Linked DNA regions of Homo sapiens: regions 1 and 2 are each linked to region 3. Evidence: chromatin loops called from intact Hi-C (ENCODE). Cell type or tissue: IMR-90. All regions are shown on one strand. Region 1 has its middle 30 kb from the start of PAMR1. Region 2 has its middle 20 kb from the start of FJX1. Region 3 overlaps PAMR1 (peptidase domain containing associated with muscle regeneration 1).

Region 1 (8,000 bases), 63 kb before region 3:
CCAAAGAATCCTCAGAGTTATTTGGGTAATGGTGTTGATTCTGATTGCCAATTCATTTACTGTTCTATTTGAATGATAAATGAAAGGGCCACACCATGCCGCTAAGGCTGGGAGACTTGGTGATACCAGACAACAGATATTTGATGAGAATTGAAGAATTGCCCTGATTCTTTATTTCATTATACTAACATAGATATAACCAGGGTTGAGCTTTCAAATAACAGATCTCTAGGTTTCTATATTCTTCTTTTACTCTTCTTAAGGAGGCTAGCTCTGTTCTAATGGCTGGGACCAAAGGGGTCCCAAAGGTGGAGGAGAGTGGGCTGCCAGCCTTGGATCATGGGGTTGGATAAAATTCTTCAGGATCCCACCCTGCTGAGTCTAGAGACAGACTCCACTTTTTCTTCCTCACTGAGGCAGTGACTGAAAATGCTGGAACTTAGACGACAACTACAGGGCTGGCCTTCTCAGTTGATTTTTACAACAGCACAAGGATATTTCCTTCTGGCTGAAATGCCTGGAATTGCAGGTCTGGAACATGTATTAGTGGAGTAATGTCTGGAGAGAAAAGGATGGTGATATGGAAACACTGACTGCTATGGCAACAGTTGGAATAATAAACAACTTCTTTTTTCCTAGGAAAATCATAGAGTTTGGCCTTGTGGCAACATTTGGAGAGGAATTATGTAATACACAAGTTAGGTCTCGCGTTTGGCTTGATTTTTTTCCTCCTAGGTTGAAGAGAATTTCTCAGTGCCTTGTTGGGCAAGTTGAGGCAATTATACATTATTCAAAACCTTTCCAGATATTTCCTTTAAACAAAATTCATTCAGAATGTGTGAATTAAAAAGTCAAAATCACCTCTCCCCCTTCTTATAGCTTACTCTTCTTGGGTAACCACTAAATACAAGAACCATCATAAAATTTCTATATATGACATACAAATGTGTTACTAATTGGTTTGGGTTTTTTCTGTTTCATGGTTATTGAGTGGGAAGGGCTTAGTAGGGTGCAGTCAGTAATTAGTACAATTTACGCCAATGTTTACTTTACATATGCTCTAATAATTTCCCTTTTCAATCTCTTGAAGGCATCTTGAGTGGTCTCATAGATTTCCAATCACTGTCAGGTATTAAAAAGTCAGTCCAGTACACATTAAGTCTTCAATCTCTCATCTAGTTCAAAATTTCTTTCCCTGCCACCCCTGCCACCACCTCTGACCCACCTTAGTCCTGAGCTGATGGGGAAGGAGGAGTAGTGGTGATGTGATCTGTTCTTTCAAACTTTTCACACCCTGATGTCCTTTGTGGCTTTTGGCTCCCCCAGGATGGGGAAGAGGGAGTTAGAAGAAAAAAGCAAAGTCTTACTTGACTTGCAGTGCTGTGTGGCAGGTGCCTGAATGCTGGCTCTTCAGGATATACAATTTGATGCAAGTATTATCCCCAAGACTTGGGCCCTACTCCCAAGGGTACACCCTAGGGTCTACTTGCCTCCTATCCCCACTCAATGTTCACAGAGTTCATTTGGCCCAGTCCTCCCTCAGATTTGGGCAAGAAGGCTGCCAGCCTTTTATCCGACACTTTAGAGGACTCCACTTTTGTTTTCTTTTGCCGGCATCTCTTTGACCAGGTGAGAACTTGGCAATCCACAAGGATGTTCCCAGCTGAGCTCATGCAGCTCCTGTAGACCTCATTTTGGGTAATGGGACTCCTGAATCCTCTGCTTGGATGGCCTCAAAGCCTCTTCTAAAGCCCTCTTGGGTTTCTTCCCCAGGTTCACCTGGGACTCACTGCAGATGTGTACACCCCTAGACTCAAGGGGTTGCCAAGGGGTGTTGCTTGTTGGGTATATGGATGAACTTGTATGTGTGTGTGGGAACAGGAACCTGGGGTGGGACAAGAAGGGAAGCTTGGCAGGGCCAGCTCTCATTATGCCTCTGTGTATAGGCATATAACTCCAAGGATTTTTAGAAGTTTCTTTTTGGATCTGGCTTTCCAGGTCATTTTGAAAACATATTTGTTGTGGTGGAATGATAGAACATGTTTCATTGAGCTTTATTTATACTTTAAACTATTTAGACATAGAGTATGTGGGCCTCCATTTGTACTCCTGTTGTGGACCCTGGAAATATTAGGAGTGGCTATGACTCAACCCATAGGAAACCTTATGCCTCCTTGACATGCACAACCTTTCAAGTACAGGTGGGCTCTGCCTCTGTCCTCTCTCTTCTCCCCAGAATCACAAGTTACTTTAGCTAGTCTCCCACCTTTATACTTCTCTAGGCTACAGGAAGGCACTTTTTTTTTTTTTTTTTTTTTTTTTTTTAGGCAGAGTCTCACTCTGTTGCCCAGGCTGGAGTGCAGTGGGGTGATCCCGGCTCTCTGCAACTTCTGCCTCCAGGGTTCAAGCGATTCTCCTGCCTCAACCTCCTGAGTAGCTGGGATTACAGGCCCGTGTCACCACATCTGGCTAATTTTTGTATTTTTAGTAGACACGGGGTATCACCATGTTGGTCAGGCTGGTCTCAATCTCCTGACCTCGTGATCTGCCAGCCTCGGCCTCCCAAAGTGCTGGGATTACAGGTGTGAGCCACCGCGCCCAGCCGAAGAAGGCACTTCTATCTGCCCGTCCAGAACTCTCAAACTCTTGGGGCTACAATTCAGATTCTCCCAGAGCTCCCCACTCAGGTAGTAGCGCCAGGTGATGGGTTTGTGGATTGTTCCCAGGATGCATTAAGCTGAAGGGTGAGATGTAGCTGTCTCTCCTGGCAGACAAACTCAAAGTCCATGGGTAGTTCTCTGGAAGCATATCTCCCTCAGTTTGAAGGGAAAGGGAGGAAAAACACGATTATGCACGCTACCCCTATGAATTTCCTTCAAAAAAAAAATTCTCTATGGGATCTCAACCTTTTCTTATATGACCTGGAGATGGGCGAGGGGGCCTGGTAGTAGAGGTCCTCTGTGGGTGGATGAGACTAGAACTAGAATGTGTAGGTACTTGCCACTTACTGTTTTTAGCTTTGGGCATTAGCAGAATTTAAAGGTGATAGGAAAAGTCCCATCTAGTAATCTGTAACATATACGTATATACTCATTTATGTCTCTAAACTTGCCTTTTTCACTGGCATGACAGTTTCTACATTCTTCAACAGCTGTATAATGTCTCATGTGGTACAGGTGGATGTAGCAACATTTATTTAACTATTCTCATATTGATAATTATTTAGGTGGGTTCTTGATGTTACGAGTAATGCTTCAATGAATAATCCTTTAACATCTATCCTTGTGCCCTTATGTAAATATTCCTAGAATTGTGATTGTTGAGGCAAAGGGTACATGCATTTCACATTTTGATAAAAAGCACATTTTGTGTTTTGATAGATAGAGGCAAATGTTCAAAACATTACAGCAATTTACAATCCTATTAAAAGTATCTGGGAATGCTCTTTTCCCCAACCCCTTGCCTATACTGAATAATTATCAAGATAATCTAATCTATTCTAATCTGGTGAAAAATTACATCTCCTTGCTATTTTAATTTGCATTTCTCAGATCACTAATGAAGTTGAACATCTTTTTATACATTTATGAGTCATTTGTAATTCTGTGAATTATGTTTATATCCTTTGATATATTTAGAACTCTTTGTTCTTTAGTCATAGTAACTACTTGACTATGAAATACATTGCAAATATTTTCTCACCATCTGTTATTCTCAAGATGCTTTCATTATAAATAGATTCTTAAAGATTATTCTGTCTTGAATTGACTTTAGATTATTGACTTTAGGTTACTCTCTCTGAAAAATAGAGTAATGTATTAGTCAAAGTAGGCTAGCTGATACAACAAATTACCCCCACATGTCTAGAGTTTAACCCAGTAAAAATTTGTTTCTCACTGTTGCAACAGTCCACAATGGTGTTCGTGGTCAGCTCTTTTCCAAGTTATGACTTATAGACTCAGGATCCCTCCATCTGGTGGCTCTGCCCTCCTGAAGATTCTTGAAGTCTTCATTTAGCTGGCAGATGAGAAGAGAGAGACAGTAGAGTCTCTGCTGTTTCATGAACCAGACTTAGAAGTGGCATGCATCACTTCCCTCATATTCCTTTGGCTAGAACACGTGTGGCAAGGGAGGCTAGAGATGAGATCCTCTTAGGAGTCTGCAGGAAAAGGTAAACACACGGCAGGCCCTGCTATAGTAAGAAGAGCAGCAGAAAAACATCTGAGCAAATATGTTGTTTCTCCAAGCCTCATTGTGTTACTGAAGGAACCCTAGTGGCTGTTAGGAAGAGTGCATAGGGTGATTCCTGCTGAAGAATTTTCAAAACAGAGAGGCTTATTAAAATACCAAGGATCATGATTCTGTTGGTATAAAGTCCTGACTACATCTGTTCCTTGTGTAACAAGATTTAAAGTCTTCTTAAAAGAGACAAGGGCTTCTTCTGAACATTTTTACAGAAGTAAAAGATAATCCCTCAATTCCAGAAGAATTCTTGAGTTTTTTCTGCCCTTCTCTGACTCAGAAATTTTCAGAGTGGGGTAACTGAATGCTGAGGGAATTGATGACCAGGCAGCACTTGCGGGGTTTGGGGCTTAGGGTAATGGAAATGGGCAGGTGAATGGCTGAGAACCCACAAGCCAATCTGGAACTAGGGTGGAGTTGAAATCAGTAGGTGGCTGGGTCGGGAAATCATTGTGGGGAGGTTGAAAGATGAGACTTGGGAATGTAACTCTTGTAAGAGATTACTTTAGTAACAGATAGACTAGGGTAGAGGAAGGAAAAAGACAAGGACAGACTGGAGTTTGAATTTCCAATCCACATCAAAAATGAGAGAGAGAGAGAGAGAGAGAGAGAGGCAAAAGTCCAGGCTGGCGATAGAAAGAGCAACGAGAATTGCTCCCCAAAAGTGATGCGTGGATTTCCAGACAAATTAAACATTTTATCTGGTTATGTTCAGCAGCCCTGACCCTAGGACTGCCCTTTGGCCATTGAGACTTTCTCTAAACCCAAGTCTCTGTGTCATCAGGAAGCAGTGCTTCACCATCTGGGTAGTCAACCATCTGCAGGGGTCATACTGGGGCCTGCTGTGCTGTGTAGGGGCCCTGAAAGTATTTGGCTAGTTGGAGATGTGATCCACTGGCATTTGTAACTAGAATGATGGCAAGATAAGCAGTCTCTGTTTCCCCATTTGTGAAATTAGAGAACCCATCTGAATGACCTCAGAAGTTTTAGCCAATGTTTACATTCCACTATCCAGGATGTTGAGGCTAGCAGACATCATGACCTGTTCTTTTATTGAGGCAATTAGTCCCACGGCCAAGCAAAAGAAGACAGCAACTTCTCCCCAGGCTCCTCACTCTCTAGTGGAGTCCCTTGGGTAAGTTGCTTTCTCTCCCTGGGAATGTTTTTCCACATGATAAATGGTGTGGAGTCAGTGGAGTGATTTCTCTTTCTGTATTAGGCCATTTTTACATTGCTGTAAAGAAATACCAGAGGCCGGGCGCGGTGGCTCACGCCTGTAATCCCAGCACTTTGGGAGGCCAAGGCGGGTGGATCATGAGGTCAGGAGATCGAGACCATCCTGGCTAACAAGGTGAAACCCCGTCTCTACTAAAAATACAAAAAATTAGCCGGGCGCGGTGGCAGGCGCCTGTAGTCCCAGCTACTGGGGAGGCTGAGGCAGGAGAATGGCGTGAACCCGGGAAGCGGAGCTTGCAGTGAGCCGAGATTGCGCCACTGCAGTCCGCAGTCCGGCCTGGGCGACAGAGCGAGACTCCGTCTCAAAAAAAAAAAAAAAAAAAAAGAAATACCAGATACTGGGTAATTTATGAAGAAAAGAGGTTTAACCGGCTCATGGTTCTGCAGGCTGTACAGGAAGCATGGTAGTATCTACCAGGCTTCTGTGGAGGCCTCAGGAAACTTACAATTATGGTGGAAGGTGAAGGGGGAGCTGGTACTTCACATAGCCAGAGCAGGAAGAAGAGGAAGAGAAGTGGGAGGTGCTATGCACTTTTAAACAACCAGATCTTGTGAGAACTCACTATCGTGAGAACAGTACCAAGACAGGATGTTGCTAAACCATTCATGAGAAATCCACCCCCATGATCCAATCACCTCCCACCAGGCCCCATCTCCAACATTGGAGGTTACAATTCGACATGAGATTTGTGCAGGGACACAGGTCCAAGCCATATCTCCTTCTGTCTCTGACTTTCTAGGAATCTAAATACAATACGTGAAAACCTGAGTTTGTAGAAGCACATGAGTTCTGCCGCAAGGCAATCAGGGTGATCCTCCCATTACTGAGTGTGTGTAAATACTCAGTGGTCTTTATGCTGCCCACAGCTACTCAAAGACCTTCATGGCTTCCTCATCACTTACACAGAAGCCAAGAATGTCCAAGCAGAGTGCTTCCTGCTCTGTTCGGGTGGCTTCAATGCCTAGCACCCCTCCACACCCCAATTCTTGCCATATCTCCGCATTCTTCCTTGATGCCACTCCCTGTTTGCTTCTTTCTTTTGAACAAATCCATGTTGATGGTCCCCTGGCTTTAAATTTTGGCTCTTAAATTTCACACCACCAAAGCTCATGGTTAACTCCTAACCAGTCCTTCTCGGAGTCCCAAGTGTCCCTGTGGAGATGGATATTGGAGAGTAATTGTGCACCAAAGCATTTGTCCTTGTTTGTCTGTGTGACCAAATTTTGGAGGGTAGCAGATGATGGTCAAGTGATCTTTCACTCTGAGGCCCAAGAATTAATTCTGTGAGAAGGTAATGTAAACAGTGGCCTTTTAATTGGCTGGGGATTTGGTAGAGGCAGAACTCCCAGAATATAACAGTTTCTGGGGCTATCTTGGAGCATAAGTTTGCACAAGTATTGCTAAATGTGAGGAGTCTGACAATCAAATATACACTAGTAGCAGCCAACAGGGTCTTGGAGTTATATAGGGGCTGGAGGAGGTCCTGGTCCTAGAATATTTACAGGTCCAAGATATGCCTATCATCATCAAAAATCAGGCTGAACTGTTTGAGGCCTTATATAGGGCTGGGGGTGGTTATGATGCTTGAACAGAATGCCAAACCTATTTTTCCTTACCCCAGGAAGCTTCATCTATAATAATTCAACAAGCAGGACTGGAGAGTGGTCATTGATAGGAATGTTACATTGGTTAATTAGCTTCTTCAGAATGACCAGCACTGTTCCCAGCTGATATCACTCCCGACTTTGACCAGAGCTTTATTTCTACCACTTTATAAAAACACATCTGTCAGAGAAAAATGAATTTGCTGACCCAGAAGGACAACTGTGGGAGAGAAGCTCACGTGTAGCAGAGATAATTTTCTATCAGAGCTTACTTATTCAGGAATTCCACTCTAGGTCGTGGCAAATTGAGGAAGGGTCCATGTTTTGCTCACCTTTGTTTTTGGTGCCACTTTACGTGGCAGCATCAGGAATGAATGGGTGACTCTGGGGCTGTCCCTGTATATCCATAATGGAGGCTCCCAGGGCTGAGGAGCCCTCCTAGGTGAGGGAAGCCCTGTAGGATCACCCCACAATCTGGCGCATACTATCCTATCTTGTTACGCTCTAAATCTCAACTGCTTTCTTAACTAGTTTGTAAGTTCCCTGCAAGCAGATAATAATAGTACCTGCTTCCTAGGGCGGTTGTGGGTATAAATGAGACCACGTGTACAAAGTGCTTAGCACATTATCTGGTAAATAGAAAATTCTCAATAGATGGCATAAGCCCTCCAGAGCCTAGAACACATTAGAACTTTAATAAATACCAATTACAATAATGAATGTTTGATTACCTCTGTTGAGCTTAGGTCTATTTCCCTGTAAAGCTAGATCCCAGAGCACTTGAAACAGGAGGTATTCAGGAGATAGTAGTTATGATAGTCACCATTAATCCTCCCAAATTATTCCCCTTGTACAGATGATGAAATGGAAACTCAGAGAAGTTACCCATCTTGCTTCTGATCATTCAGCACAGTTGT
Region 2 (8,000 bases), 110 kb before region 3:
AGTGTTCTCACTTCTGAGGGAGTGCTATGGGAGGAGTTTCCTTCATCTTCCTCTGGTTTTATTGCATCTGGATGGGACATTTGCAACTGCTGCACAGCCATTTGCCACCAAATCTGAGGGTGAGGTCAATACCCAAGATTGAAGTGCAGGGATGGAGAGAATCTGGGTCCTTTAGGATTGGACTGAGTCACTAAATAACCCATCCTAGAAGCCTACAGCAGCAGAAACTGCGACTTGCTTTTCCAGTGGGCATTCTATTCTCCTTTAGTAACACCAAATCTATATTGATAAGTATAGTAATGTACCCAGATATAAAACCACATTTTCTAGATTTCCTTGTCAATGGAAGTTATGTGGCTTTTTGCCCTAACTTTCTTTACTTTCCTGCTTCTTGGAAGGTGGGCATGATGGCTAGAATAATGGCAGCCAATATGTGACCATGAAGCTAACTTGAGAATACAAGTCGTATACTGAAGATGGTAGTGCTGAGAGTGTGGGTCCTGCCATACCAGCTATTGAATGTTTTTCTCTGGGCTTCTTTTATGTGAGAGAAATACAGCACTTTCTCTATGTAAGCTAGCAATTTCTAACTTACATAAGCTACTGTTACTTAATGTTTTCTTTTATATGCAGCTTGGTTTAATCCCAACGGAGAAGCCTATATATTTCTGAATTTCCTGTGGGTGAGAACTAATTTTCTTAATGTATAAACTGTTTGGAATTGGAGTTGCTTTCATATGCAATCAATAACATCCTAATTGTTTCCTCATTGAAACCCATATTGTTCGCATCTGTACTGTGTAGTTAACTACAACAAGGGCTGTATTCTTTAGTTCTAAATTATTCTTGATTGAAAGATCCTAATATTGGGATCCCTACCATTTTCAACATTTTTTTTTCTGAGACAGGGTCTTGCTCTGTCATCCAGGCTGGAGTGCAGTGGCACCATCATGGCTCACTGCAGCCTCAACCTCCTGGGATAGAGCAATTATCCTGCCTCAGCCTCCCAGGTAGCTGGGACTGCAGGTGCATGCCATTACGCCTGGCTAATTTTTAATTTTTTTTGCAGAGACGGTGTTTTGCCATGTTGCCCAGGCTGGTCTCAAACCCTTGGGCTCAAGTGATCTACCTGCTTCGGCCTCCCAAAGTCCTGGGACTACAGGTGCGAGCCACTGCACCCGACCCCATCTTCAGGCATTAAGAACATTCAGAAAACCCAAACAAAAAACACATGTTATGGCTTTGGTACAGCGTTGGTGGAAAATCCAGGTGGTTCCTTTGGCACTTACCCCAGACGATCCTAGTAATATCCTCCCACCTGAGCAGAGTCTGAGTTTTGAATATCCTCCTGCATGCACCTTCAGTTTCCTACTGCCTGCTCCTAAGATCCACACGCCCCAACCATGTGGTCTGCCTCCCACACAAATCCTCAGGGAGGAGAGCTTTTAAATTTGGCAAAGCAACTATTGACTCAGGTTTTGTTTGTTTGCCATTAAGTTAGCATTTAATAAATGCAAGATTCTTGGCTTAATAGGCTGGTTATTATGTGTTATCGAAATGGCAAATTAATTATTCAAAAGCTGTGTTTAAGATATACCAGAGATGTAACTGAGGAGGCCTCTTTGTTCCTAATTTGCAGTAAGCATTGCATTTCTGGCCAGTCAGTATTTATTTCAAGTATAATAATTATCTTGTTAAACCCAAATCTATTAAATTGAAATGAAAGTCAGGAATTAGTGCTGGAGGGTGGGGAAGGGTTTACTCAGGCGATGTTGCGAGCATCCTAAACCACCAGCCTCATGACTCTCACCTCACCGTGAGGATGCCAAAGCCAGCCCCTAAAGCATAACTGCATTGATAATTGTTCATTATCCAGGGACAGAGCCACCTACTATCCTTGGCTCAAGTAACTCTCCCTTGGTTATAAACTTTTAACGTAATGATGAGAAAGACAGCCACTGTTTATCAGTGCCTCTTACGTGACAATTGCTTTACATCCATTATCTCCAGTTCTCACAACAATCTCAATTTACAGATGAAGAAACTGAGACTTGGAGGGGTTAAATAATCTGCTGAAGGTCACATATGTATAGTCAGTCCCTTGGTGTTCACAGGGGATTGATTCCAGGAATCCCTGTGGATACCAAAATCCACAGATGCTCAACTCTCTTACATAAAATGGTGTAGTATTTGTGTCTAACCTACACACATCCTCCTGTATTCTTTAAATAATCTCTAGGTTGCTTATGTCTAGTGCAATGCAAATGCTATGAAAATAGTTGTTATACTGTATTTTAAAATTTATATTTTTAATTGCTGTCTTATTATTTTTTATCTTTCCTCCAATATTTCAGATCTGCATTTAGTTTTGAATCCATGGATACAGAACCCACAGATAGAGAGGGGTGACTGATATGTTAATTGCAGAGCTGAGAGTTTGACTCAGGTCATTTGGGTTCCAAAGCCATCCTCTCTGCAGCTGCAGAAACTCTGAGGCCTTGAACATGTATTTTTGTGTACTGCAGAGGGGAGACTGTTCCTTGCCTTTCGGCTCAGAACCTGATTACCAGAGCAGTCTGTTTTGTTCTCTGCCCCTCCCCAGTTAAGTTCCAGACTTGTTCCACTGTAGCATGGGCATGTTCACTTGCCTTCTTCCACTCTCGTGGCTCCATGCTGCAGCTAAGAAGGGGCCATCAGGCCATCATAACTTACCTTTGTGCATCCACTCCGTTTTCCATCCCCATGTGCAGGACTGCAGGGTTTATCAACAAATTCTAACGAGAAGCAAAAAAATTTCCAAGGAGAAAAAAATATTCCAATGTATCTGAATCAGTTTTCTGGATTCTTTGTTTGTGTCCAAGCCCCTTCAATGCAGCTATAGCTGAGAACCAGCAGCCAGAGGGTGGAGTAAACAAAAGACATGAACTGGGGACTGCCTGAAGACTTTATTATAGCTCACAACTTAGGATATTGAGATGACTAGTTATACCCACAGAATGATGCTGCAGAGTACCCAGGCCACATGGTTCAAACAAGCTGACACAGGGAGATTCTGTTTGGCTTCTACTTACGGGAGCCAGGTCATTCACTCATTCGTTTCATCCATTCATTTATCCAACACATATTTGTCATTTGCCTGCTTTGTGTCAGGCACTGTTGTAAAGCATGAGGTCTCTGACTTTACATGAGATGTCCTAGAATCCCAGGGGTGGGGCAGAGGAAGAAACACTGGCCAGAGTTAGAAGAACTGGGTTTGAGTTAGCATGACCAACTTTTCTGGTTTGCCAGGGACTTTCCCAGTGTTAGCACTGAATGTCACATATCCTGGAAAACCCCTCAGCAACTGGGGAACAGTTGGTTGCCCAGGTTTGAGTGCCAGCTCTGCTATCTACTTGTCTGTTAGTCAATCTATATTTTGTGAGTACCTATTAAGAGCCAGGCAGTGTGCCAGGCTGGGAAACAGCAGTAAGCAAAGAAGAGTCCCTGTGCCCAAGGGGTCCCCTTTCAGTAGGAGTAGACATCCCAAGCAGACACAAATAACTTAAGGTGTGTCTAAGAGCCATCAAGAAGATAAAATAGGTACTGTGATGTAGAGTGACTGCATATGGGAGGGGCTGTTTTAGCTAGGCAGGTCAGAGAAGGCGGTAGCAGGGGGTGACAATAAACAGAGCCCTCAATGAGAGAAAAAGGACAGCTATGTATGAATTTTTGGGGGAAGTTTTCCAAGCAGAAAGATCATCAAGGGCAAAAGCCCTGAGATGGGAACAAATCTGCCAGGTTTGAGGGTCAGAAGGAAGGTTAGTGTGAATAGAAAGAGAGGAGGAAAGAGATGGGGAGGGGAGGAGGAAGGGGTTGGAGAAGCAGGCGGGGCAAGATGATGGAGGGCCTTGGGCTCTGCAGTAAGTGAGTAGGTGGGGCTGCTAGCTGGAGTATCTAGGTGGTAGCTTCTACACCAAGATATCTTAGGTTTCTTTCATGGTAGTGGCAGTATATTAAGAGGGCAAGCCCCAATATACAGGCACTTATCCACCTCTGTTGATGTCTCATTTGGTGATGTTCCACTGGCAAAGCAGAGCTCATGGCCAAGCCCAGCATCAGTGGAAGGGAGCTAGCAAGGGTATGGATACAGGAAGATGGGATTCACTGTGGACAATCAATGTAACAATCTGCTACAGGAGGCTATGAATAGGTATTTATTATTATCCTCAATTATAGGTTTTGAGGCTGAGTAGTATTCCTACACACACACACACACGCGCACACACAAACACACACACACATATATCTCACATTTTCTTTATCCAGTTGTTGATGGGCATTTGGGCTGGTTCCACATTTTTGCAATTGTGAATTGTGCTGCTATAAACATGCATGTGCAAGTATCTTTTTTGTATAATGACTTCTTTTCCTTTGGGTAGATACCCAGTCATGGGATTGCTGGATCAAAGAGTAGTTCTATTTTTAGTTCTTTAAGGAATCTCCACATTGTTTTCCACAGTGGTTGTACTAGTTTACATTCCCATCAGCAGTGTTGCTGAAACCCCATCTCTACTAAAAATACAAAAATTAACCCCGTGTGGTGGTGGGTGCCTGTAGTCCCAGCTACTTGGGAGGCTGAGACAGGAGAATTGCTTAAACCCAGGAGGCGGAGGTTGCAGTGAGCCAACACTGCACCATTGCCCTCCAGCCTGGGCAACAAGAGCAAAACTCTGTTTAAAAAAAAGAAATAAAAAAAAAAGAAGTGTTACCTTTTCGCAGCATCCACGCCAACATCTATTGTTGTTTAATTTTTTGATTATGGTCCTTCTTGCAGGAGTAAGGTGGTATTTCGTTGTGATTTTGATTTGCATTTCCCTGATCATTAGTGATGCTGAGCATTTTTTCATATGTTTGTTGGCCATTTGCATATCTTCTTTTGAGAATTGTCCATTCATGTCCTTAGCCCACTTTTTGATGGGATTGTTTGTTTGTTTTTTCTTGCTGATTTGTTTGAGTTCCTCGTAGATTCCTCGTAAAATTCCTGTAGAGTCTTTTGTCAGATGTATAGATTGTGAAGATTTTCTCCCACTCTGTGGGTTGTCTGTTTACTCTGCTGACTGTTTCTTTTACTGTGCAAAAGCTCTTTAATTAAGCCCCACCTATTTATTTTTGTTTTTGTTGCATTTGCTTTTGGGTTCCTGGTCATGAAATCTTTGCCTAAGCCAATGTCTAAAAGGGGTTTTCTGGAATTTTTACTGTTTCAGGTCTTAGATTTAAGTCCTTGATCCATCTTGAATTGATTTTTGTGTAAGGTGAGATATGAAGATCCAGTTTCATTTTCCTACATGTGGCTTGCCAATTATCCCAGCACCACACTGAACAGACAAATAACAAGCAGTGAGGTTGAAATGGTGATTTAAAAAATTGCCAAAAACAGAGTCCAGGACCAGATAGATTCACAGCTGAATTTTACCAAACATTCAGAGAAGACTTGGTACCAATCCTGTTGACACTATTCCACAAGATAAAGAGGTAATCCTCCCTAAATCACTCTATGAAGTCAGTATCACCCTAATACCCAAACCAGGAAAGGACATAACAAAAAAAAGAAACTATAGACCAATATTCCTGATGAACATAGATGCAAAAATACTTAGCAAAATACCTGCTAACCGAATCCAACAGCATACAAAAAAGATAATCTACGATGATCAAATGGGTTTCATACCAGGGTTGCAGGGATGGTTTAACATGCGCAAGTCAATGAATGTGATACACCACATAAACAGAATTAAAAACAAAAATCACATGATCATCTCAATAGATGCAGAGAAAGCACTTGACAAAATCCAGCATTCCTTTATGATTAAAACCCTCAGCAACATCGACATACAAGGGACATACCTCAACGTAATAAAAGCCATCTGTGACAACCCCACAGCCACCATAATACTGAATGGGGAAAAGTTGAAAGCATTCCCTCTGAAAAGTGAAACAAGACTGGGTGCCCGCTCTGACCACTTCTATCCAACATAGTACTGAAAGTCCTAGCCAGAGCAATCAGACAAGGGAAAGAAATAAAGGGCATCCAAATCAGTAAAGAGGAAGTCAAACTGTACACTGTTTGCTGATGATATGATTGTATACTTAGAAAACACTAAAGACTCCTCCAAAAAGCTCTTAGAACTGATAAATGAATTCAGCAAAGCTTCAGGATACATGCTTAATGTACACAAATCAGTTGCTCTGCTATACACCAACAGTGGCTAAGCTGAGAATCAAATCAAGAACTCAACCTCTTTTACAGTAGTTGCAAAAAAATAAATAAGTAAAATACTTAGGACTATACTTAACTGAGGAGGTAAAAGACCTCTACAAGGACAACTACAAAACGCTGCTGAAAGAAATCACAGATGACACAAACAAATGAAAACATATTCCATGCTCATAGATGGGTAGAATCAATACTGTGAAAATGACCTTACTGCTAAAAGCCATCTACAAATTCAATGCAATTTCCCTCAAAATACCACCATCATTCTTCACAGAACTGGAAAAAAAAAATCCTAAAATTCACATGGAAACAAAAAAGAGCCTGCATAGCCAAAGCAAGACTAAGTAAAAAGAAAAAGTCTGGAGGCATCACATTACCAGATTTCAAACTATATTATAAGGCTATATCACCAAAACAGCACGGTACTGGTATAAAAATAGGCACATAGACCAATGGAACAGAATAGAGAACTCAGAAATAAACCCAAATACTTATAGCCAACTAATCTTCAACAAAGCAAACAAAAACATAGAGTAGGGAAAGGACACTCTCACTTTTTAAAGGTATGGGGCCTAGAGTGAATGAATGCACATCACATTTGTAGGGATGACCCTTTGTGTCTTGTACCGTTTAACAGATATGCATGCACCTTTGTGGGACAAATTGTTCTTTTTTTAAGTCATCTTTTTAGCATTCAATTACAAGAAGAAAATGGCCAAGCAGGCAGAAGAGTTCTGTATTATTTAATCCATCCATCTCCTTCTCTGGCTTCTGGCAAGGGAGGCTGCTGTACTACTTCTTTCCCACCACTCAGTAGACCGATGGAAACAGGAAGTTGAGTGCTCTCCCTGCCGTTGCCTTCAGAAATCTTGTAGCATCTGACAGATTGAGACACATTGCTTCTCTCTCAATGAGGCCTGCATTGGTGACAGTCTCCAGGCAACATGATTGAGAGGGAAGCTGGACAGTCTGTCAACTTGGCCTTCACAGGGCTATTAGAGTGAAGCAAGAGATAAAATGTATTTTGTTTTCAACAAGGTTCCATGTCTGTCTTATATTATCAACTCCAAAACATACCATGAAATATGACTTCTTATTATCCCTACTTTTAGAGCACTTAGAAACTGTTAGGCGAGGTGGAAGTAAAGAACTGGGTGTAACTGGCTGCAGCAGCTTATGCTTGTAATCCCAGCACCTTGGGCGGCTGAGGCAAGAGGATTGCTTGCGTCCAGGAGTTCAAGACCAGCCTGGGCAACATAGTGAAATTCTGTCTCTACAAAAAATAAAAAACTAGCTAGGCATAGTGGCGCATGCCTGGAGTGCCAGCTACTTGGGAAGCTGAGGTGGGAGGATCCCATGAGTCCTGGAGGTTGAGGTTGCAGTGAGCTGTGATCGCACCACTGCACTCAGCCTGGGTGACAGAACGAGAGACCCTGTCTAAAAAAAAAAAAAAGAACTGAGCGTTAATTTTTCCTGAGTAGTATGATGCTACTCTTTCTGAGATCACTATTTGTGGTAGATAAGATAATGCCCTCACACCCCAAAGTTATGAATTCTGCTGCTATCGTGTATGCTAATGCCTTCCATAGGCACTAGAAAGGCACTTTAACCATTGACCATTATTTAAGGATCCATTGAAAAGTAGAGTATATGTTTCCTATTGCTGATGCCCTGACCTAATCCCTGGAACCTGTGAATATGTTATGTTATATGGCAAAGGGAAATGCAGGTTGGAGACGAAATTAAG
Region 3 (8,000 bases):
CAAGGGTTCCAATTTCTCTACTTCTCTGCCAACACTTGTTTTCCATTTTTCCCTTGGTTTGGATCATAGCCACCCTAGTAAGTGGTAGCTCATTGTGATTTTGATTTGCATTTCCCAAATGACTTGTGATGTTAAACATCTTTTTGTGTGCTTGTTGGCCGTTTATATAGCTTCTTTGGAGAAATGTCTATTCAAGTCATTTGCTCATTTAAAAAACTATGTTGTCTTTTTTATGGTTGAGTTGTATGAGTTTTAGAAATATGTCCTGGATATCAAGCCTTTATCAGAAATATTTTCTGATATTTTCTCCCATTTTGTGGGTGGTCTTTTCACTTATTTGATAATGTCCTTTGCTGCACAAACATTTTTAATTTTGATAAAGTCTAATTCATTTTTATTTTGTTGCTCCTGCTTTTGGTGTCATGTCTAAGAATCCATAGCCAAATCCAAGATCATGGATGGAGATTTACTCCTATGTTTCCTTCTGCTGTTCCTCACTTTTAACCATTAAATTCTCATCCAGATTTTAGAAGTCATTCACTTTGTCAGTAAAACATCAGAGACATGGGAAGCGCAGCTAAGTAAGTCATGGTGGTCACCCTGAAGGGGCTCAGACAGTAGTGGTGGAAAGAAATCTCAGTGGCGATTATGCTATGATGATGTAGCCATTCATTCCCAAACACCAATGTAAGGATCTTTTCTGGCCCACTAATTTGTGGAAAAATGATTTAAAAAGTCAAATTTTCATGAAACTAAATTTATTCCATTTAAATAACTGTCCCTCATTGTGCGAGTGTCTGCCTTCTATGATATTAGCATGTTCTTATGACCTGAGGCTAAGATAGATGATGATAGTTTATTTAAATGGCTCTACTTGGAAAATTGAGAGTGATCAACCCTGTGTCACACTTCCTAATTTGGGGAGGAAACTATGAAATTCAAGGGTTTAGAAGCCACTGCAGGTGCTAGAATTCATTTATGCGGGCCTACGAAGCATGCTGGTGATCCCTGCCTGGAGTTTCTTGGGAAGGTTTTGTGGGGATCTTGTCCGGATTCACTTCCTCAAATATCCAATTCATTTCAGCTGTAATTGTCATCTTTGTGCAAAATTTTTAGAAATAGAGAGTGGGGAAAAAGAAGAGGAAATCAAAACTAGAAGGTCTGTTTCTTAGCCTGACTTCTTCTGGGCAGCCTCTGACTGATTCCTCTTATAGGTTTTGCCAGATGGTTTTTCTCTTTACTGAAGGTATATATAAAAAAAGAAAATGAGAAGGAAAGAATCCTGCCCAGAAAGGGATTTTTTTTTTTTTTCTTATGAGAAAGAACACTCAGTTGCACTTGGCGCCTGAATGAAGTTGGGCTAATGAGTTCACCATTGTAAAACAGTGAAATTCTCCCAAACATACTAATTAAGGTATTTTTTGTCTTTTCTATTGGTTTTCGCTTTGAAGGTACTATGAAAATGGCACGCTGAAAAACTGAGGGGCCAAGTTTGGAAGAAATGACATAGTCTCTACTTGGCAATTGGCCTTGCACTTGAATGACCTGGTGTGGAGACTGGTCTCCAAATTTTCTGATGGCCACATGCCTGGGCTGCAGTATGTAGTCATGCAGTTTAATGGCTCGCTATGGATCTGTGCAGTGCACAACCTATGTAGTCGTAAACAGTGGCCTGATGTATTCTAACAAAAATATAAATAAGCATAGACACCTAAGAGATGTGTGCTGGTTTATAAATTATATACAGGTTCTATTGTCAATCCACCTAGATTATATATTGATGAAACTTGATTTCTTTTTTTAAAGATAAAAATAAAAATGAATAGCAGTTATAACAAACTTCATCTATGCTCCCATGCGTGGTTTTAAATATTCCTTGGGGTAGGTCTCCCTACTTTGGAGACATTGGCCTGGGAAGAATTCACATGGGTCTTCTTTCTCATTCGGGCAGGGCAATGCATTTATAGGGCAAGGTTGCCTCTTAGCAGTAGAGTACTTAAGAGTCTTACCACTCCCTGGGCCGGGTGCGGTGGCTCACGCCTGGAATCCCAGCACTTTGGGAGGCGGAGGCGGGTGGATCACGAGGTGAGGAAATCGAGACCATCCTGGCTAACACGGTGAAACCCGGTCTCTACTAAAAATACAAAAAATTAGCCTGGCGTAGTGGTGGGCGCCTGTAGTCCCAGCTACTCTGGAGGCTGCGGCAGGAGAATGGCGTGAACCCGGGAGGCAGAGCTTACAGTGAGCCGAGATCGCGCCACTGCACTCCAGCCTGGGCGACAGAGCAAGACTCCGTCTCAAAACAAACAAACAAACAAACAAAGAGTCTTACCACTCCCTGCCAGGACCTAGCCTCACCTGCTGGTTTTCCATTTCAGAGTACACAGTCATTAATGAAGCCTGCCCTGGAGCAGAGTGGAATATCATGTGTCGGGAGTGCTGTGAATATGATCAGATTGAGTGCGTCTGCCCCGGAAAGAGGGAAGTCGTGGGTTATACCATCCCTTGCTGCAGGAATGAGGAGAATGAGTGTGACTCCTGCCTGATCCACCCAGGTGAGTGTGGAATGGGAGACTTCAGGTTGCCTTCATGTTGTTGGAGGTAATGAACAGGAACAGGCTGAACGCCTGAATTCTAGCAGGCAGCCATCAGGAGGCTGTGGTGCCATGATTATGAAAAGTGACACAATTCAGCCCATTCTAACTAAAGGCACAGGAATAAAAGGAGTCAGTACTCTTTTCAGTGTTAAACTTGTGAAACTTTGAATTCATTCACTCATTCATTTAACAAGCTGACTGAGCAGCTTTATGTACCATGTGGGGTACTGGGAATACAATGATAAAACAAAAGACACACTTCCGGCATTCCCAGAGCTTATAGCCTGGGGGGATATGGAGAACAGGCAGCTACCATACAGTGTAGTAAGTGCTATGATAGAGAAGCATGGGGTACTATGGCAACATGGATGGGAATGGGGGCAGGTGGGAGGAAAGTCAGTGAAGACTTACTAGAGAAGGTGGTGAGCATGCTGATGGGAGAAGCAGACTAAACAAGGTGAGGCGGATGGGGAGGAGAAGTCAAGCCACAGAGGATAACATGTGCGAAGGTCCTGTGGCAAGAGGAAGCATGGGTTTTGGGAGATGCAACTAGCACAGTCCGGCAGGAGAAATGTGTATGTGATGAGAGACCTGGATAGATGGAGAGAGGGAGGGAGAAGGAGAGGGAGAGTGAGAGGGAATTAATGAATGAGAAAAGATTAAGAGAGAGCAATCTGAAGGGAGGAACAAGAGCCAGATCCTGAAGTGCTTTGCAAACTGTGCTTCAAAGTTTAGGCTATATACTGAAGATATTTTGATAACATTGGAAATCTTTTAGTAAAGAAGGGAAAGCAGATTTTTCTCTTTAGCTGTAGTATGGGGAAAGGATTGGAGGACACGCATGACTAGAGGCAGGAGAGAAATAATGGGGACCTTAATAAAGGTAGAAGCTCTATGGATGGTGAGAGGTAGAGGGATTTGGGATCTGAGAATGGAATTGACCACACGTTGGGATCTATCGGGTGGGATAGGAGAGGGAAGGGAAGAACAGAGTCAAGTCGGATGCTCTGGCTTCTTTGGGTGGGGACACAGATCCAAATCATATCACCCAGTTTGACAAATGAGGACACTGAGTCACTGAAAGCTTAAACAATTTGCCCAAGGACACACAGCTGCACGATGGCAGAGCCAGAACTCAGTTCTCCATTTTGTTAAGTGGGATTGAATCATTTGTACTTTTTCTCACGACCCCCCTCTCCCTCAAGAGGCCATGTTTTTAAACTGGTCCTTGTTGGGGAATCACACAGACCCCTCTGGTGTGGCCTGCTGGTTGTGGGGAGCCCGACACATTCCACGGTGAGCCTATTGTTAGACAGGAGAGTTGTTTCCAATGGCATGCTTTCATTACGGAAGTATATGGCAGGAAGATATTTACTGTCTATTATGAAATTCAAAAGTAAGTTACAAAAACAATGTACCATAAGTAATATAAGTCTAATTTAAAACATGTATGTGTATATAGGCAGAGAAAGACTGTTAGCAATAGCCTGGGTGATGGGGTTTTAGATATTTTTTATTTAATTCTTTTTACTGGTCTAAATTTTCTAAAAATTCCACAATAAACACGTAACATTTATACAAAAGACTCTATATTGATAGATTCTTCTGTTTCCTGCAGGCAATTTCATGTTACTTTAAAACAGCAGCCACTACCTGGGATACTCGTTGAGACCACCCTTCTAAACTCCCCAGTCTGAATTCTGGTGCCTCTAGCAGTTTCCTTGAGATGAGAGGTTCTTCCTCTGGGCTCTGACACCTTTCTAGGCCCAGATGCTCTTAGTTGAGACAGGGCCCTGAGAAGGTGCAGTTGTGCTCCCATGCAGCTGATCAGAACTCGCAGGTGCTTTGGCCTAACACTCCTCTTCTTGGGAATGTTTCAGGTTGTACCATCTTTGAAAACTGCAAGAGCTGCCGAAATGGCTCATGGGGGGGTACCTTGGATGACTTCTATGTGAAGGGGTTCTACTGTGCAGAGTGCCGAGCAGGCTGGTACGGAGGAGACTGCATGCGTAAGTAGACCTTGACCTAGCTCCATCTCTAGTGCACACTGTCTTAAAGTCTCAGCTTACAATGGACCAAAATTTATCTCCTTGGAATCTGAGTTTTGGAAAGCCTGCAGCCAGAGGGCTTTCTAGGTAAAACTATAAAAACAAAGATGGATTTCCATCTGCAAGGTGTGGATTGTGAACATTTGTTTGAATTCTTGGCCACAGGAGGTTTATGTCTACTCTTCAATCTCCTCTTCCTAAGTGAGGCCAAGGCTTTCTGCTTTATGCATTCCAGAAGCAATTGCATGGTAGCCTTGGTCAGCAAACAGTGAATAAGTCTTCAGAAATGTTGTCTGTAGTGCACTGTACGTATGAATTTCTGTTGGTAAATTTCTTGAATCCTGAATTAAATTCCTGCAACCCACAGCAAATTGCTAGCATGCCTTTTGTCCGAGGAAAGAGATTCTTTCTGGGATCTGCTTGATCTGAAAGAATTACTTAGTTTTTATTAGAGTTCTGTGAGTTTCAACAGTTCTTTGAAAATGGAGAGGAAATCTAATCTCTCGTTCAGTCCAAGATTCCCCCCGACAGTGCCCTGAATGATGAATGTCCCTCTGAGAGTCTGTATCTCAAGCAATGTACAAATTGCTTTTATTTCACTAACTTATTCCATATGCTTCCAACTTGAATCAGAAGCAGTTAGAATGGTCTTGCAGTCTAATTTTACTCCTATGAATGATATTTCCAGTTTACAGAGAGGGAGGATGGAGTGTGGTTGGTATCTTTGACTGATAAAATCTGTACTGAAATACCATCAGTTTCAAGACTCTGTGGCTAAGGATGAGTATATGGTCTGCAGCTGAGAAACTCAACTATACCAGGAGGAGAAGGGGCTTGTTGGCACTTCCAGGTGAACTGGGGAGTTCAGTTATCCATAATACAGATACTTTTTAAGTGTTGGTCTTCGTTGCTGATTTAAAACTTCGATGCCATTTTAGGTGGTTTCTCGTAAATTTAATTCAGTACCTGGCAGATTATGTTCCAGGTAGGTTAGCTGCAAGATTTAACCCTGGTCTTCTTTGGCAGCTGATTTATGGAGACTGCATTGCATAATGAGCAGAATACAAGCTCTAGAATGAAACAGACCTAGGTTTAAATAATGATTTTGTCTGTCACTGCCAGTATGACCTTGGACAAGTCATCTAACCTTGCTAATATCAGTGTCCTTTTATAAAAAAGGAGAATAATGCTACCAACTTCATAAGGTTGATTTGAGGATTAAATGAGATAATGTGTGTGAAGCACTTAGTGCTCTGACAATAGTAAAAGCTCAATTAATGCAATAAATATGTCACTGTTATCCTATATGCCCCTTAATTACTGAATTGTTAGGTGATTCAGAAATAAAACTACTCTTCTTCCTTTCATTTATTTTCCTTTCTTCCGAGATGGGGTCCTACTATGTTGCCCAGGCTGGCCTCAAATTCCTGTGCTCAAGCAATCCTCCTGATTCAACCTCTCAAGTGACGGGGACTGCAGGCACATGCCACCATGCCTGACAAAACTACTTTCAATAATAGTTTGAGATAGTTGTAATTAGAGCTGTAGTGCACAGCTTTAGATTTCACATTGACCTTTGGATTATGTAAGATCACTTTGGGTTTTTCCCTGCTTTGGGTCATATGGAAGAGTGCTCTTTCTCTGTGCACATGAGAGGGAAAGGGGGATTTGATGGGGTTGGAGTGGTAGGCAGGAGTGTGATCACGCCTTTGATATGGTTTGGCTGTGTCCCCACCCAAATCTCAGCTTGAATTGTAATAATCTCCATGTGTCAAGGGTGGGGCAAGGTGGAGATAATTGAATCATAGGGGTAGTTTCCTCCATACTGTTCTCATGGTAGTGAATAAGTCTCAGGAGATCTGATGGTTTTATAAACAGGAGTTCCCCTGCATAAGCTCTCTTGCCTGCTGCCATGTAAGATGTGCCTTTGCTTCTCCCTTGCCTTCTGCCATGATTGCAAGGCCTTCCCAGCATGTGGAATTGTGAGTCCATTAAACCTCTTCCCTTTACAAATTACCCAGTCTCAGCTATGTCTTTCTTAGCAGTGTGGGAACAGATTAATACAGCCTTGTAGGTAGGTAAGCTAGGTAAGGAATTTAGATGCTATTGCAAGTGCAGTGGGGAACCAAGGAAGAGTGGTGAAGTAGAGGATGGACCAAGTGCTCTGAGAACTAGCTAACAGAACAGTTAATGACAGGGAGAGGGAGGTAAGGTTTCAGACAGGAAGTGAAGGTTGAGCTATGCCTTTGCTCTTCAGTTGGCAGAGCAGGAAGATATTTCAGGGAGAGGGATAGTATGGTCAGGGTGTGAAAATGCAAGGTGTGTTCAAGGAAGCATGTGACATGAGGTATGATTAGAGCAAGGTGATGGTCTTGGGGTGGCAAGCCCTGACTATGAAGGGCATAGTGTTCCAGGGCTCAGAGCTTAGACATGGTTCTGAGATGAAGGATGGTTTAATCTGGGGAGTACCATTTGACAGATAACTCTTGTAGCATAACTCCGCTGGAGTGGAGGAAGACCATATCCAAAGGTAGCCATTAGGAGTGCGATTGCAGCGCTTCAGGGGATGAAGAAGGGAGACTAGAGTGAGAAGAGCTTAAAGGAAGGAGTGACAGGACTCAAGACTCACTGAAGAATGGGGTAAGGAATCTCAAGAGTTTGCCTTTCAAATTCTTAGTTTGATTAACTGTCTAGAAGTTGATGCTGTTAAGTGAGTAATAAAAGGGAAGAGGTTTGGTGGGGGAAAGAAGGTGAGTTCCACATGAGATAAGCTGGAATTTGGACATCTATAAGAGACTCTGCAGACAGTAGGAAATAAGTGCCTGGAGCTCAAGAGAATTTTGGAGACTTGAGATATGCCTATGGCTGTTATAGATGGAAGCATGAGGTGAACAGAGCACCATGGGCAGAGGAAATAGCAACAGATGTAAAAGGAAAGGAAGAGAAAACCAGGAAGGAGATGGGAAAAGATAGAGAGATAGGAGGAGAACCAGGAAGGAGTAGGGTTCTGGAAGCTGGGGGCAGTGTTTCAAAGGCAGAAAGGTCACATAGGATGAAGGCAGTAAAGAGGTTTTTGTGTTTGATGGCTAGCATGCGATTGGTGACCTGAGCAATAGCAGTTTCATATAAAATTTGGCAGGGCGCAGTGGCTCATGCCTGAAAGCCCAGCACTTTGGGAGGCCAAGGCAGTGGATTACTTGAGCCCAGAAGTTCGAGACCAGCCTGAGCAACATGGTGAAACCCTGTCTCTACAAACAATACAAAATTAGCTATGCCACTGCCACTCTAGCCTGGGCAGAGTGAGACAGTTTCCAAAAAAAAAAAAAAAAAAAAAAAGGCAAGATTTGAAGTGTGA

Evidence for each region. Peaks named below come from ENCODE experiments on the same cell type or tissue, not always from the same donor. Only the 100,000 strongest peaks of a DNase experiment are listed, where the experiment ranks them.
Region 1: a loop joins it to region 3, with 7 times the contacts of the local background. A loop is called at or near these places in 3 of 110 quality-filtered maps.
Region 2: a loop joins it to region 3, with 2.3 times the contacts of the local background. A loop is called at or near these places in 5 of 110 quality-filtered maps.

Annotation. Positions count from the first base shown.
Region 1 is chr11:35,551,249-35,559,248 of GRCh38, reverse strand. No RefSeq gene overlaps it. Among named protein-coding and RNA genes, the nearest start is that of PAMR1, 30 kb to the right of the region's middle. In IMR-90, CTCF peaks have their summits at 516 and 4,269; DNase peaks (open chromatin) are centred at 598, 4,258, 5,208, 6,028 and 1 weaker place; H3K27ac peaks cover 1,473 bases.
Region 2 is chr11:35,594,055-35,602,054 of GRCh38, reverse strand. No RefSeq gene overlaps it. Among named protein-coding and RNA genes, the nearest start is that of FJX1, 20 kb to the left of the region's middle. RefSeq lists an enhancer at 3,170-3,399. In IMR-90, no CTCF peak of the experiment used is centred here; a DNase peak (open chromatin) is centred at 3,234.
Region 3 is chr11:35,488,651-35,496,650 of GRCh38, reverse strand. PAMR1 (peptidase domain containing associated with muscle regeneration 1) reads left to right here. Exons shown (of 11, transcript NM_001001991.3): 2 at 2,379-2,555; 3 at 4,478-4,606. Among named protein-coding and RNA genes, the nearest start is that of PAMR1, 33 kb to the left of the region's middle. In IMR-90, no CTCF peak of the experiment used is centred here; a DNase peak (open chromatin) is centred at 4,940; H3K27ac peaks cover 1,492 bases.